Linked DNA regions of Mus musculus: region 2 is linked to region 1. The links are chromatin loops, found by intact Hi-C in ENCODE. Cell type or tissue: left cerebral cortex. All regions are shown on one strand.

Region 1 (5,000 bases):
TTGATCTTTATGACCATCATGTGAGAGTGATCAGATTCCACCCACTGATGGAATCAAAAGTCTCTCTATAGGGCTGGACGTTCATGCAATCATGCTCACACGTGTTCCTCACAAACACCCGCATTCACACAGACTTCCAAAGTCACACACACACACTTACCTCACCTGCTCGTGCATTCTTTCATAGGAGGTAGACCATAGGCTCTCTGCGGGTGGCTGATGGTCCCTCTGCTTCCTTCTGAGTATTAAGCAGGACAAACCGGCTGTGGAGGTGACCACTTTGATGTCAAATGCTGCCTCATTCTGAATGATCCAAAGCCTTACTCCCCAAGACCAAGACCAAGTCCAGCCTCTTACAAGTGTGCTCGGGACATGGGTGCCCAGGGAACTTAGCCTGCTCCCCAGTCCTCACAGATCAAAGAGGTCCTTCCTGCTCATCGGAGCTCATGGGACTACAGAAAACAAGATGCAGCCACAAGAGCTGCAGAGAGAAGCAGGCAAGCCCACATGAGCAGCTGGTGGCACTCACTGGTGCTAATGTCATGCTGTTATCTCCCCCAGCAAAGGAGACAGACGCCCCACCCTCCAGGCAGCTGCCAGGCATGGAGCAATACTGTTCTTCTTGTGGTCAACATATGTAGTGTCTTTAGTCACTGTAACCAATCCCTGCTCTTCTGGCTCTCCTCTGGGTAAGTCACTACCTCCTGTCAGAGTCGTGGGGAGGGACAATGAGAGTTTAGCACCAACCTGATGAGCTGCAAAGCAGCCATCATGAGTCTCAGCCCCCCCACCACCACCACTATTGGTACCTGGCTCCTAAGACCTGAGCGGGTTCTATTCGCCTTCCCTTCCTATTCAGCTGAAGACACAGCTGAAGTGAGAGTGTGCTTACTCTTGCAAAATTGCCAGTTTTTCAAAACTCAGTCATATACACAGAGACATGTGGTTGTAAGGTATAGAGAAAGAAGAGGGTGTCAGGCTGTGCCAGGGAGGCTGAAGGAGAAGAAGGGGAAAGAGGCACTATTAACTAAGTCCACATGAGCTTTCCCATGCTAATATGCCTGTTATAAAGATTAAATGGAGAGACTAGTGTGGGTCCCCGTGAAGGGAATGATATACTGGAAATTACCATTTCCTGCAAGGTTAAGATAAAACTCAAGTCAATCCCAGGAGACAGGGAAAGCCATCCATTCATTTAAAGAAATTGCCGGGGTTCTGCACAATGTCCTATGTAAAGGATGCTCTTGGAAGCATCTCATACCACAGAAAAATCCAAAACCTGCCCTAACGGTCAGGGGTTGGTTATGTGAGTGTAGCACGTGCAGTGTGAAAAGCTTAGGGAGCCTTTGAAAAAGTCTAACCGTGGCCCGAGCCATCACAGCGTACTTACCGTGGCCTGAGCCATCACAGTGTACTTACCGTGGCCTAAGCCATCACAGCGTGCTTATGTAAATGCCAAGATCCCAGCACTTTCTGTGTGCATCAGGCTGTCCACGTGCTCCGTGCTTCTCCTCAACAGACCTGACTCAATGAAGACTGTTACCACTTCATCTTCAGATGAGGGACTGAGCCCAAGATAGCACCGTGTTCTGAGACTTGATGCCATCTGACAGCAAAATATGGTCAGTTTACTGCCTCTTGTGTATGAACCCCTGAGAGAGAGAATCCATATATATGTGGGTTCATTGCTACATACATCTGTGTGTTCCTGTTTGCACCAATGTGTGCTTTGGTCCACTTATACATATTAGTCCATGCACATGCATGTGTGTGTACACATCCACATCCACGCATCCAAGTGTGGGTTTTGTTGGGTTTAGAAATGTTTCCAAAGCTTTAGGGGCCTTCCATGTCAAGGTTACACAAACATCTTCTTCCCCTTCATCTTCCTTTATATTATAACTGCTATGTTCTCTCTCTGTTTCTATCTCGCTTTTCCTTGCTGTCTCTTAAGTAAACCTATTACTTCCATAACTGAAAAAAAGCCAATCTTTAAGTGGGAATTAACAATAGACTGGCTAGGGACTCTTGTAAATTTATACTAATCCTCCTAAGCTTCGCTCTGTCTCCTCAACTCCCATCTTTAGACATATATCAAAATCCCTCCTTAGTAACCTTCAAATTCACTTGGCATAAGAACAGTGGAGTTGTTAATGCAAGCCACGCATGCAGATGGAGTGTGGGTGAGCAGGGCGAGGACAAGTGTCCCCACACCAGATGGTCCACCAGCGGGCTTCACACCCCTTTCCCAGAACTGACTCAATCTGTCTCTGGAGAGCTTTGCTGAAGTCACAGCAAAGGAGACTGGAGTCCTCCAAAGAGGCCTGCGGTACCGTCCATCCATTTGTGAAGATGGAGGACATATGTGGACATGTGCCGAGGGGCAGATGAACCACCCCGACTCCTCATCCCAAGTGTGCATGGGAGACTGTCTGTGATGACCAGTACAAGGGTCAGGGCTTGGCCACAGGCCGCTATACACAGCGTTGCTCAGAGCTCTGCCCACCGCTCTGACAGGTCATCTGCTGCCCACCTCAGTGAACACCTACTTGCCCTCATCCTCCCAAAGTGATGGTGCTGCCAGGCACCCAGCCCCTGTGGCTGAAAGACGCCTCTGCACTTGCTTCATGCTGTCCACATGTGAGATCTGTTGCTGTCACCTGGTACCTGTGAACAGCACTCAGTGCTGGGTGCTACACTTCTATGTGTGTCTGACTCGCTGTGATTCCCTAGAAACAAGGTGTGACTGCCAACTGGATTGTCTCTGGTGTCAGACAAGAGACACATCTCTGGGTGGATCTGTATGGGTACCTTACAGAGGTGAGCGTGGGAAAAACCCTCCCCCAGAGCGGGAAGGCAACCCAGATATAAGAAATGTCAGGGAAAGCCGTGCCCCTTGCCTGCCTGCCTTCCCTTCTTGCTAGTGAGTGCATCTGTGCTGTTACTTCTGGCTTTCTGCTATTAGAACCCAGATTCTCAGCCTTCCCATGTGAACTGTAGACTAGAGATTGTCCTCCAGGCCTTCAGCACCAGGGTGGGATGTCAAGGCATTCAGTATGATAGACGGAGAAACTACCAGGTTCTCAGCCTCTCCAGTTTGCAGACAGTGTCTACTACATAAGACAATCTAATAAACCTATATATATATATATATATATAGGTTTATTACATTTTGTACATATATATGTGTGTGTGTGTATATGTATGTATGTATATGTATATACACACACACATATATACATATATATAGTGTGTATATGTATATCTATATACATATATGTGTGTGTACATGTATATGTATGTGTGTGTAGATACATGCATATATAAGTATATACGTATGTGTATATGTGTATATAAATATACATTGAAAGGGATTTATTATATACATATATTTGTGTATATGTGTACATATATAAATATATATGTATATATATATATATTCATACTACTGGTTCTATTTCTCTACAGAACTCAAGAGCTCCTGATGTGTCCTGGGTTGAGGGAGAGGTGCAAGTTGATAGACAGTGACAAAGAACAAGCCGTGGCTCCACAGGGCTCCCATCTCCAGGTATGAGCTGGCCTGAAAAGGTAAGTCCTCTCTGTCCTCTACAGAGATGCTTCAGCCTGAGTCAAGCAGGCCCAGGAGGCTCTGCCCAGCATGTGATTTCCAATACTACTACCAAACCTACAAGGGTCTGAGGAGACACCGGAGAACCATGACCAGGCTGTTGTCCCCAGTGCTCAGGAAAATCCCCATTCAACTTGCTCACAGACAAATGCATATCTGGAAGCCATGCCTAGATGGTTATATTACATAATAACTAACTTCTGGAAATAACTGACTTTGTATGTCTGCCCAGACATGATGATTTCAGCACCCAACACAGGGGATTAAGAGCTTAACAGAATTTTAATCCAGTCTCTCTAATCCAGAGGGCAGGAACCGAGACCTGGTTTTGTTTCTGTCACTCACATGACAGATGTCTAAAACTGTTGATTTGATTCCATCTAGATACTGACTTACCTTGGTTGACTCATCCCTTTTCTGTAGGTGATAATAGTTTAGGCTTCTGTTGGCTTCCCAGTTGTATTTCTGTGAGCTCAAATGTTATTTTTTCCAGTAAAGTGTCTCTGACAATCAGCTAGTGAAATGACGCTGACTTCTCCAATCCCTCGTCTCAGTCCACACGGGCAGCAGGTTTCTCCTGGACTGCCTCCCCAGGTGTGACTGTGTTAGGGTCCTGCCGCCTGTGAGGCAGGCGAGTATCCTCCAGTGGAGTGAGTGGGGCATGCAAGTTGGGCCGAAACACAGTGGATCAGAATTCCATGTATTTTCACATGCTAAGCACACAGCATCAATCCAAGGCTTAAAGTATGGGTTTCCAAAGACTGATTTTAGCCTTGGACTCAGATCCCTTTTTTTAAAGAACCCTTGCCTAGAAACTTAAACAGACAGAAGTGATAAACAGAGGTTTGCTGAGATGGCCTGGCTGGAATTCAGGCTTTTGCTCCTCCCAGGGGAACTTGGGGGCTATGAGGAAACTTTGAGGGAGAAAGGTGCCACAGGCCTGAGAAGCTCAGCTGTGGGTGTCACCTAAGCAGGCAAGAGCACTGTGCCTAAATAGCTCTACAGTGCTTGCTACACAGAAGACGAACTCCCTGGATAGTGGCCCCTATTCTCTTGAGCTGTCCCTCGGCTTGTCATGCTGCCATCGACCTACATTACCACTGAAGACAGAAGGATAGGCTACCGTATTGCTGTGGATACTTCCCTGTCTACGGTGGCTCTCACAGGGCAGATCCTCAAAGTTCCCCATCAGCACCACTGTCCAATCCCATCATGCTGGTATTTGGTAAAAGACCACATAAGAAAGAGGCATGGACACTAACACCCTGTACCCCAGGTCACAGTGTGCACACACATACTGGAATCTTGTGTGTCCCCACAAACAGGAGGAATCTTGGGAGTCCGCACTCAGATGCACAGAGAATCCTGGATC
Region 2 (5,000 bases), 73 kb after region 1:
ACAGAGACAGACAGACAGACAACACTGGAACTTCAGGGATGAGAGAAGTAAAAACAGCCCCCACATTGCTGATCTAAACACAGAGAGGACCAGCTGCCAGCCCAGGGTCCCCGAGCCAGAGCCCAAGGTTTCCAGACCCCAGCACAGCACCCAGTCCCTGCCCAGGAACAACTCTAAGGGTCATTGCTTCCTGCTGCCTCCTACAGCATACCCTGCCCTGCCTTCCTGGCCCTGAAGTTGCATGTAGAATTACCACACAAAAAGGAACCCGGTGGTTAACCAGTTTGAATGGAAATTGAGCACCAGAGAAAGCAGAGCAAATGCCACCATTAGGCCAATAGTTACAGCCACCTCAGTGGAGAAAGCAGGTCTCAGCTGCAGGAATGTCTGATGGTTACTCTGTAAACAGGGGGCTTAGAAGAAACATCCCCGCCCACTCTGCCCTGCTCAGACTTGCTCCCTCCACAGAAGAGCCAAGTGCAGAGTGACCTATGATGGAGATGAGCGTGTAACTAACTCATCGTGACCACGTTCTATTTCTACGTGGAATAAATATGTTGCTTCAACTCCCACATGGGACTATTTTAAGGTAGATTTCTCTTAAGCTATATGCATAGAAGACTTTGGGTTTTTTTACACATGGCTTTTCTTAGAAAAGAAAGGAAAGAAGGGGAGAGAGAGAGAAGAAACAAAGGAAGGGAGGAAAAAGGAAGGAAAGAGAAAAGAAAAAAGAAAGAAAAGAAAGAAAGAAAGGAAGAAAGAAAGGAAGGAAGAAGGAGAGAGAGAGAGAGAGAGAGAGAGAGAGAGAGAGAGAGAGAGATTGATTTGGGTCCTAAAACAAGCTAGAATCCATTTTTGCTTCATCTGCTCTGCAGCTGTCACCTGGAGGCCCTGCTCAGGCAGCCAAGCGGTTAACCTGCTCCATGAGAAAGAGGGGCTGTGTTTGGCAGCAGGCAAGGCCTTTGGTAGTAAGATCTCTAATCAACACCTGCAGGTCCACAGTGTAGGTGGGACATGAATACACTGCTTTCTGTGGCTTTTAAAGTGAGCCCAGGATGAAAACTCTGGAACGGAGCTGGAGTTGAGAAAAGAGTCAAGTAGCTGTTCATTGAAAGGCATTTTCCAGTCTCTAAAACAACAGTCATGGTTTCAGCTCTCAGGCTGGCGCCGCTGCCAGGCTGCACACAGCACACATTGCCCAGTGCATCCTATCAGACCATCATCCCATCAAAGGTGGGCCCAGAGCAGGGGTGTTGGCCCCATACCACATGCCCCACTCTAACGTCCTCTGGTGTTTTTGTGTGGCTGTGTGTTTTTTTTTTCAGAGACATGCAGAACGCCTGGGAAGGGGGCCACAGTGAACAAACCCCAGCACATCTCTGGCTGATGAAAGCATTCCCTTCATGGAACAGAGACAGGAAAATCGGGTCATTTAAAACCAAGCAACTCCGTATTGTGGGATACGGTGTTTTATTCCCTGGACAGTGAATTCGGAGACCTCTGCCTCCTGTAATCACCATACATGTCCTCCTCCCCAAGACCAATAGGTCAACATATCCACCCAAGGGCCAAGGTTGGTTGGACTTCAGCCTTATCCTATGAACAGGGCCACATGCCTGTTCCTTCCCAGACCACGTGGAGACACCATACCACAGCTGCTGCTGTTAGCCATGGCAGCCAGGGCCCAGCTCTGAGGTCCCATCTCTGTTGGACCTGTGAGGAGATTCCACCCCGCCATCTGGCCCCATCCCAGTTTTGGGAAACAGATGGCACTAAGCTCTGTTTAAACTGAGCAACAATCTTTTCTCATCTCATGGGCAGATTGTCTCCTCCTTCTGGAGTTCTGGGGTGCAAGATTTTCCATAACAAATCCCCTACGCCCCCACCCTGCTGTATCTCACTCTGGCTGGACAACTGGGTGGGCCAGAGACAGCACTGATTCCCAACCTGGCTCTTCCAAAAACGAATCCCACCCACCTCGCCTGTCTGGTAGAAACACCTAGAACAAGAGTCTACTCAGTCATAATCAGAAGGCAAATTGCAGGGGGGGGTGAGTAGAATATGAATTATACGCTTCACCAGCAGGTGGGCACAGAAACAAGCCATCCCATCCTTCCCCACAGCCTGTTATGAAGCCCAGGAGACAGACCTTCAAGTTAGCAAGCCCAGAATTGTTGGTATGCCGAGGCCGTTGGCAGAGAAAAGCAGTGGCTTCGGTGGCTAGTCTCTCTTTCAGACTTAGGCGTGAGAGCCACAGACCTGTGCTAACAAAATGGGAAGGACCTCTTCTACTTTGCTTTCTGTTGCTGTGATAAAACATTCCCACCAAAAGCAGCTTGTGTGAAGAAAGGGTTGATTTCAGCTTATACTTCCAGGTACCAGCTTATCTCTGAGGAAGGGAACTCAAGACTAGACAGCTCTGTCTCCAGCTTTGACACCCACCGATGTTGCCTGTTTCATGACTAAGGGAACAAGGTTCTCTCACACACAAGAGCCTAACCGTGCAAAGTCCCAACCAGAGTGACACACCCCCTTTTGTTGTCCCAACAGCAGCACGGCTGTGTGCCTGGTCATGTGTTAACAGTTTGTGTGTAGACACAGTATCAGTGTGTATATTGTGTGGTATGTTACGTGCATGTGTGTGGTGGTGGTGTGTATGTGTGTGTGTGTGTGTGTGTGTGTGTGTGTGTGTATGTCTGGGTATAAGTTTTACGTGGTATATATTGTATGTGTGTGTGTATGTGGTATGTGGTGTTTCATGTACACACATGAGCAGATGCAAAAGAACCTATGATTTTCTATGTGGGCAGAACACCCAAGTTCCTGTGGCTGCTTCCCTGGTCTTACTCTGCACGATCACAGCTTTCTTCCTAAAGTGGAGTCCTGTAGGCTAAGAGACTCAGAGAGCTTTAGCAGGAACTCTCAAGAGTGATTGCTGGTGTTGCTGGAAGTACAGGTAGTCTCAGTGGACATGGGTCTACTTCTGCATTGTGGCTTTCAGCCTCCATGTAGTGCCCCAGAATGAGCCTGATGGGAGAGAGGCATCCCTGGGATTCATCCCCAAACACTTGTGGTGCCCAGAAACTGCCACCAAACCCTTGGCATCTGTCATCACCACCCATGGTTCCCACACGTGCTTTGGCAACCTGGGGTGGGATGGGGCTGTGTATGCTGTATGAAATCCTTGTCACTGCTCTGAGGATGTGCACAGGCATGCCTACTCCTGCTAGAGACAAGGGCTCTCCCATTGCCTTTAAGGATGCCCGCGCTCCCTGGCCTTTAACAATTCAAGGGGCCTGATTCCCTGTTAACTGTGCACATAACAACTGTGCACATAACGGGGAAACAAATGCTATATAGTGAAGACCTAGGTTCAAGAACTAGGAGGTGGGTAGGCTCCTACACTTCTAATTCCAGGGTACAGATCTCCTGTGGATCCTCTGGCCTTGCCTTTTGCCAAGACTGGCTTTCTGTGAATTCTCTCTCTTTTTCTTCTTCAGCTGGTGGAAAACCTGCTCAGAAACATGAACTCGTCCCAGATATCCTCCTCCTGTTAGCAGATATGTAGGGCATATTGTAGATATGTGGTATATACTGTATGTGTGTGTGGTGCGTGGTATTTCGTGGGTGAGACTGCTCCATACCCTGTACTCCTGGTGTGCTGCAGGATGCAGGCTTTTCTACCCAGCACCCCTGAGACCTGTGCAGCCTTGCTCCCAGGCCCACTCAAGCTCATCAGATACTACACAAGCCTCTTTGATCTTGGCTTACTGAGGAAAGAACACACCTGAGCTCTCTCATCCCAAAGCCCTGTGTCCCACCCTCCACCCTGCCACTGCCTCAGGCAGCAGGCAACAGTTTTACCCATAGCCTATTACCCTTTCTGATGCTCTCTTGCTTAGGATTCCACCCCCTTGCTGGGTTCCACCCCCACCCACCCTGCTGTGTCTTTGTAGAACACATACTCAGATGGGGGCTGGGCTGCACTGCTGTTATCTTGCTGGGGCCAGCACTGTTGTTATCTTGCTGTGACCCTGTTGACATACTCTAAAAACATAAAACAGATGCTCTGGCCAAGCTCCCTGACTCTTGAATAAACAAAAAAGGGCCAGCTGAACTCCTCGTCAGGCCTGGGTTATCATGGGTTCATTTTCCTAGAGGAGAAAATAGGAGTTGAGGAAAGCAGCTGTTAGCTGTCTCTGGCTGTTAGCTTCACCTAGCTGCCCACACTGGACCTTCAGCAGAGGTTGCTGCCACCCACTGCAGTCTGGGGCTCCTCAGGCACCACCTAGCTCTAATAGCTTCCCAGGTGAAATACAACCTGTGGGGCCACAGACAACTGACTCCAGGGGCATTCACTGGCCCACCAGCTCTTGTCTGGGGCCCTTGGTCTCTTCCTTTCGCTGCTTGGCCCCACTGTCCTCTCTGGAATTCTTTCTTCTAGTCCCAGGTTGGCCAGATCCTTGACCAAAACATCCTTACACAGTTCTCAGCCCCATGTAGATTCTCCAACAAGCTATGGCTTTCAGTCCCCAGACAAGGTAAAAACTTCACAGAGATGAGATATGCCCGGCTCTGAGGAGGACACGGTGACAGTGGTCCCTCCCTCCAGATTTCTGAAAGGCAACACAGGTCCCAACAGGTGAGGATGGAGAGAATTGTGTGGAGGAAGGGCTGGCATTGCTAGTTCCCACTCCTTGGGCACTTTCCCCACCAAGCCCAGGCACTGCTGAGTTTCCTGGCTCTCTGAAGGAGGAGTGTCTTGGACTCTCCAGGATGTGGTTGCAGCTAGAGGTGAATCAGCTACAGCAGGAGTCTCTATGAAGGCACTGGGGTTGGGGGAGGAAACCTGAGGCTATTGGTCCTCTTGAGCTCTCAGGAAATAAGCATTAACTGTTGAGGGGCTCTGACCTACTTTGTTCCTTCATTAGGAATTGTAGGAAGCTCCCCTCCTCTGGAGAGTTTGGAAACAGACATGATGGCACAGGCCTTTTAGCCCA

What was found. Peaks named below come from ENCODE experiments on the same cell type or tissue, not always from the same donor. Only the 100,000 strongest peaks of a DNase experiment are listed, where the experiment ranks them.
Region 2: it touches region 1 in a loop (6-fold over the local background); 4 of 42 quality-filtered maps call a loop at or near these places.

The regions. Positions count from the first base shown.
Region 1 is chr17:14,245,350-14,250,349 of GRCm38, reverse strand. Gm34772 (a long non-coding RNA gene) reads left to right here. Exons shown (of 4, transcript XR_385416.3): 2 at 562-689; 3 at 1,520-1,622; 4 at 3,469-3,932. It overlaps Gm34567 (a long non-coding RNA gene), which reads right to left and starts at 661. Exons shown (of 4, transcript XR_385414.4): 1 at 161-661. In left cerebral cortex, no CTCF peak of the experiment used is centred here; DNase peaks (open chromatin) are centred at 579, 1,620, 2,206 and 3,867; H3K27ac peaks cover 2,951 bases.
Region 2 is chr17:14,172,728-14,177,727 of GRCm38, reverse strand. No RefSeq gene overlaps it. Among named protein-coding and RNA genes, the nearest start is that of Gm34426, 5.6 kb to the right of the region's middle. In left cerebral cortex, a CTCF peak has its summit at 2,083; DNase peaks (open chromatin) are centred at 1,878, 3,198, 3,515, 4,798 and 2 more places; H3K27ac peaks cover 4,548 bases.